Linked DNA regions of Homo sapiens: region 2 is linked to region 1. Evidence: chromatin loops called from intact Hi-C (ENCODE). Cell type or tissue: GM12878. All regions are shown on one strand. Each heading gives the region's core, and the rest is flanking DNA. Links, peaks and the distances in the headings are about the cores only.

Region 1 (2,916 bases), core at 1-2,500:
TGTTAAACTCTGATTTCACAGGGTTTAGTCTTGAAGGGCAAAGTCTTCCTTAAATATCTGCCATTAACCTGCAGGGTAGAATGAGAGGGGGAAAAACAAAAGACGTGAGAATCAAACTAAAGACACAAACAGCCACTCAGAGGCACAGCATGCACTGTCTAATTTGTAGCTGTGCTCTTCTGTAGACCACCTGCCCAGACCCTGTCACAGAGTCCAGTGGATCCTTCTAAATGTGGGTACCAAGTCACATTGAATCTGGGCATTTGTCTGGAATGTATCATGCCTCACTGCATTTGCCAAGCTATTTGCAGAATCAAGTCATTTCCCCTCCTACAGAAATTACCATAACATTTTAGACTCTTAGAAGATACCTATTAATTGCTACCTAGTAGTGAGTTATGCATGCAATGCTCTTATTTCTCTATACATTTTTCTGGACTCCTTGAGGGCAAACCTGTCTTGTTCATCCCTGTTTGAACATAGCACACCATGCCACACAGCAGGACTCAAAAACCTGTGGGTGACTCATGAGAATATCTGTCCAGCTAAGACCACACTGTTTGCATAGGCTTCATTTTATGCATTATTTTTTAACTTGTAGCATTGATATTTGTGTGTCTGAACTGCCTCCCCAAGTTCAGACACAGAATAGTTCACGGCTAAAGGTGGCAGAGTTCCATTGTCCTCTGGAAAGTGAAATGATTCTGAGTATTTTTAATATAAGCTGGTTGATAGTTACTGTATGAGGTGAGATGAGGTATATGGAGACTCCTCCTCCTCACCACAGTCCTGTGTTGCCACTTGGAGGAAGCCTTGTTTTTATTTTCCTTTGCATAGGGGAGTGTGATTATCCTGATTAGAGGTGGAACATGTTCTCCTTCTTGTCACCCCCTAGTGCCAACTTCCTTGGCCTGCAAAGGGTTTGTTTTCCATTTAGATCCAATTACAGGCTTAGAGAAAGAATGTGGTGGGTAGAGATGAAAGGGCAGATTTTTTTTATCTCTTGGGACTGCGACAATCAGGAGGAAGATCACCATTTTGTAGGTTAACCAATGCCTTCAACTCAAAATGTGGAGGGGAGGGAGGAGAGCCGAGAAGCTCCCCTTGCTGAACTGAATGTCACAGAAGTGATTAAGTACTACGTGATATCAGCAACACGCTGAAAAGCTTTTACTGCATATTTATTTTTTAAATCTGCAACAGTATGTGGGGGAGGTTTATAACATTTGGCTTCAGGATGCATAATCGCACTTAGACATTTTGAAACAATTTCATAGACTCTTAGAGCTACAAGGGGCCTATTTACAAAATGAGAAATGGTTTAAAATGGCATACAGGCTGTTTCCGCTTCCCTACCCCCGAGGGGGCTGGGGCGGGAATCCCCACCAACTGGAAAGTCATAAAAAGATCTTCAGCAAAGAACATAAAATCTAAAAACTGGAGTAGACTTAAAGGTCATCTAACCAACCCCAGACAGGCTGGGGAAAGAGACTCACTGGGGGCCACATACATACATCGTGGCAGAGCTTACAAGTTCCCTAACTTCTCTCTTTCTTTCTAAGTAAAATGCTTCCACCGGCTGCTCTTGAACCATCTTTTTTTTTCTATTAGGAAAGAGAAGGTTTCCTAGCACAGACAGTTCCCTGAGAATGGTGAAATCGCCAACATTTCTTGGTAACAAAGGGCCTTGAAGGCCAAATGCCATTTTTCTGGGTGAAACCAATCTCGACTATGGATTTGTTCTTGTTTATTAAGGATGCAAGTTATTAGTGCAGGCTTTGGCTTCAGATCTGGTTTAAGTCCCAGCTCCCCCACTTACTAGCTGTGTGCTCTTGGGCAAGCTAATTAACTTTGAGTCAGTATCCTCACCTCATTTGAAAGTTGAAGAAACAGTAACAGCATCTACCTCCCAAGATGGCTGTGATAATTAAGTGAGATGATGTACATAAAAGGCTCAGCATATGGGCACTCAGAGTTAGCCATGGCAGTCCTTGGTGGTGGCGGTACATTTCAGTGGGTGCATGGATGCGGAAAGGAATTTTCTGGTGAATGAGGACACTTTTATTTATAACTGCCCCATCTGAAGAGCACCTAACTTTCATTCAGCTGAACCTAAGCCATTGCTCAGCTTTGACAAGCTAAGACAATGACCAAATGCTGTTGCCTTCATTCTCACCCAACGGGTGCAAAATCTGCTTACATGGAACAGTCTTTCCTTCTGAACATGGATTGCCAGTTATTGAGCATTTCACTTTGGAGTTATATAATGTTAGGCCTCGAAGGGGACTTGGAGTGCCTTACTTTTTAGATAAGGAAACTGAGGCCCAGAGGGATCAAGCTCCTTATCAGAAGTTGCAGAGAAAATGTACTGAAGCCTATTAGGCTCTGCAAGAATACAGACCCCTTGACTGTCAAGGAACCATCTGTAGGAATTTAGAAGGGATTAGAAGAAAGAGAGCTAGGAACCTGTTCATAGTTGACTGTGCAGTCACCAGTGGGCTGGCTCCAGAGGGATCCAATTAGAAATTCTCACCCCTCAACACAATGCCCAAGGGGCATTAAATGATGGTACTTCTAAGTCCATTGCCAGGTCCACCTGGATGTCTCTCTCCATGCTTCTCTACATCACATCCCTCTTGGCTTTCCTGTCCTTCAGGCTAGGCCTTCCCTCTGTACTCAGCCCTTCCTGCTTTCACCTCCACTTCCTGCAGTGTGCCAAACTACTGGCACATCACCCGGGTGAGCTGATCCAATGTAAACACAGCTCCTCGTGAATTGTCGTTGGCTCTCTCAATCTTAAAAACATATTAAACTGTCACTTAAAGACCTTAATAGCCAAGACATTGGAGACATGCCCATAGGTGTATAAGCAACTTTTTTGCCATAATAGAGCCTTGTTTTTTAAAAACAGAAATT
Region 2 (2,916 bases), core at 236-2,735, 75 kb after region 1:
TGGTCTGGGTAACATCATGAGACCTCACCTCCACAAAAAATTAAAAATTAGCCCAGCATGGTGGCATGTGGCTGCAGTCCCAGCTACTTGGGAGGCTGAGGTGGGAGGATCACTTGAGCCTGAGAGGTTGAGGCTGCGATGAGCTGTGATTGTTCCAGCCTGGGTAACAGAGCAAGACCCTGTCCAAAAAAAGAAAAAAAAAAAAAAAGAAAGAAAAGAAACCAGCCTCAGAGAGGGAGCTGGTATGAGACATTATGTTTGGCTCCTCAGCTAACAAGGTGACAGGATATGAGAAGTTGAATTTCTAAGTCAAGGAAGCCAACACATTTCCATCTAGGAGAAACTCCATGTCTTGCCTTGGTAAGCGAATTGAATTCATTTGGAACCAGCAGTAGAAAACTGCTGTTTCTTTTCCAAAGTAAAATACAATATATGACCAGTATCACTTCGCTTAAGGAAGTCAATTCAGTAGTGGCTGAATTATCACAAATTCCAAATTAGTATGTGGGTCTGAGAGAATGAGCCAGGATGCACCAGTATATTCACATTTTTTAAGGAAAGCATTTTTTAAACAAAGGGTCATTAAAGATAGGGGCCAAGAAGAAAATGCCAAAAATTCTAGAGGGAACACCCACAGTCTAAATCTAAAACACCTTATCTTGGAATGACGAAACAAAAGTTTAAATAGCCCCAGAGACTCTCGCTATTAACAATGAGAAGTCGAATCATTCAAGTCTAAAAATGCCTGGCAGTCTACTACGGTCCTCAGGATGGATGCCTGCTTTTCTTTTGACTTTCATTTCTTCTTCCATATTCAGAGTCACACAAGTGCCTTCTGATTGGGTACATGTATTTTTTTGGTTCCATTTGATTGGGCTGTCAAGCTACAAATTAGAATGAGATCCTCTGGACTTTGCTAAAATTGTGATTGCTTTCTATTGTCTTGAGTAGGAATCCTCTTGCATGAGAATGTGCACATGGCCCCAGATATAGGCCACCCATTGTCCATGGGGAGTGACTTTGGGAACTGACTTCACTTTAGGGGTCAGGGCACTGTTCACTCTAGGAAACTTCTTTCCACTTAAAAAGTTTAAAGGCAAACTCAGTTCCAGGCAAAGGTTTCATGACACAATGTGGTGTCCTCCATGCTAGAAAACTTTCCAAGAGGAAAAAATAACTATAATAATAAACAAGGCTAATCTGGGTGTTGTCTGTTCCATTTATAATGCAGAATTAGAACTATTTTCCTCACTGATGGCTTTTACCAAAAAAACTAAGTCATCTGCAGGCAAATGAGCGGCTGTCTGAAAAGAATGGACTTGAGCTAGTGACTGCTATCTTAGAGACTCATGTAGCATCAGACTTCCTTTCTGGGAGTGGGGGAGTAAGGGGGTTACACACACGCCCCTAATTTGAGGCCAGACATCTGGGCTCTTCTCCCCTCCTGTAAGCGTTTCAACGGCTGTGTTTTAGGAAAAGGTCTAGGAAGAGGAACAATGGCAGACACTATAACCCAGCACCAAATGACTCATCAGAGAAGTCAGTGCCAGGTGTTACTTAGAGAGAGGGACTTTCTGAGGTCTCTGAAGACTAGAACACCGTTCTGATGCTCTCTCGCTACACCCATCCCATAGCCACCCTGGTATCAGGGCCCTGCCAGCAGAGTAGCTTAGGCTTTTCCTAGCCAGAGTCTTCTTTCAGCCACCCAGGGCTACCTAGTTCCTGGGGACTCTAGATATAAAAAGAAGCCCTGGCCAAGAAGGCAGAAAGTCTGAGTTCAGATCTGAGCTTTACCACAGAGTGGCTCTAAACCTTCATGTTCAACTGTACAATGGGACTATCCGTCCTATCCGCCTCTCAGGTAGATGAAATGGGGTAGGCAATACGAAAGAGCTGTGTACATTGTCAAGAGCCCTATTCATATGTGGCCTGCTTAATGGCTCCCTCCTAGTCTGATTTGAGATGAGCATTCTTTCAGCAGCATTTAATGGGCTAAGTCAGATACATTCAAATATTTTTTGAACTATTAATGTCAATGAAATTTTACACAGTCTCTCCATATATAAAGTAAATGAAAGTAGGGCTGCAAGAATCAGCAGGAAGAGGGGAGCTAGAGACTTCCCCCAATACCACCCGACCCATCAGCCTCTCATGGCAGCATCCAAGGCCTCTGCACAGACCCCTAGGGCTCCCAGCGACCAGGTGCAAAAAGCTCTAGACCAGACCATGCCAAAAGGCTCATTCCTGGCTACTGGCAGCATTAACAGAGAGCAGTAGAAGCATCATGCCCCTCCCAGTCTGCCAGTTCCTTAAGGAAGGACCTTGAGAGGGGAGAGAAGGCAACTTGACAGCATGGTTCAAATCAAAGAGGCAGGAAAGGGGCTGTCATCAGGGGCTTGGAGGGGACTGCAAAAAGTGCCTACAGATGAGGCGGGAAATTTGGGCAAAGGTTATCAAGGCCACGTTTAATTATCCTTTCCAAGTCTTGCCCAGCCCAGCCTTTCTGCACACATCATGCAAAAGAAAACCTCCAGCCAGGCGCGGTGGCTCATGCCTGTAATCCCAGCACTTTGGAAGGCCAAGGTGGGTGGATCACCTGAGGTCAGGAATTTGAGACCAGCCTGACCAAAAAGGTGTAACCCTGTCTCTACTGAAAATACAAAAATTAGCCAGGTGTGGTGGCAGGTGCCTGTAGTCCCAGCTACTCGGGAGACTGAGACAGGAGAATTGCTTGAACTCGGGAGGCAGAGGTTACAGTGAGCCAAGATTGCGTCACTGCACTCCAGCCTGGGTGACAGACTGAGACTCTGTCTCAAAAAAAAAAAAAAAATAGAAAAAGAAAACCACCACCCACACTCTGTCCAAACAACCCACATGGTGTTGAGTAGGAGAAGAACTATGGGAGATTTCCTCAAG

What was found. A loop is a pair of places that touch in the nucleus more often than their neighbours do. Peaks named below come from ENCODE experiments on the same cell type or tissue, not always from the same donor. Only the 100,000 strongest peaks of a DNase experiment are listed, where the experiment ranks them.
Region 2: it touches region 1 in a loop (2.8-fold over the local background); 7 of 110 quality-filtered maps call a loop at or near these places.

The regions. Positions count from the first base shown.
Region 1 is chr3:8,503,123-8,506,038 of GRCh38, forward strand. All of the region lies in intron 1 of LMCD1 (LIM and cysteine rich domains 1), which reads left to right. Among named protein-coding and RNA genes, the nearest start is that of LMCD1, 2.8 kb to the left of the region's middle. In GM12878, for the core only: no CTCF peak of the experiment used is centred there; a DNase peak (open chromatin) is centred at 1,355; H3K4me3 peaks cover 1,199 bases; H3K27ac peaks cover 2,366 bases.
Region 2 is chr3:8,577,795-8,580,710 of GRCh38, forward strand. The region is part of intron 4 of LOC107986009 (a long non-coding RNA gene); the gene reads right to left. Among named protein-coding and RNA genes, the nearest start is that of LINC00312, 7.5 kb to the left of the region's middle. In GM12878, for the core only: no CTCF peak of the experiment used is centred there; DNase peaks (open chromatin) are centred at 797 and 1,517.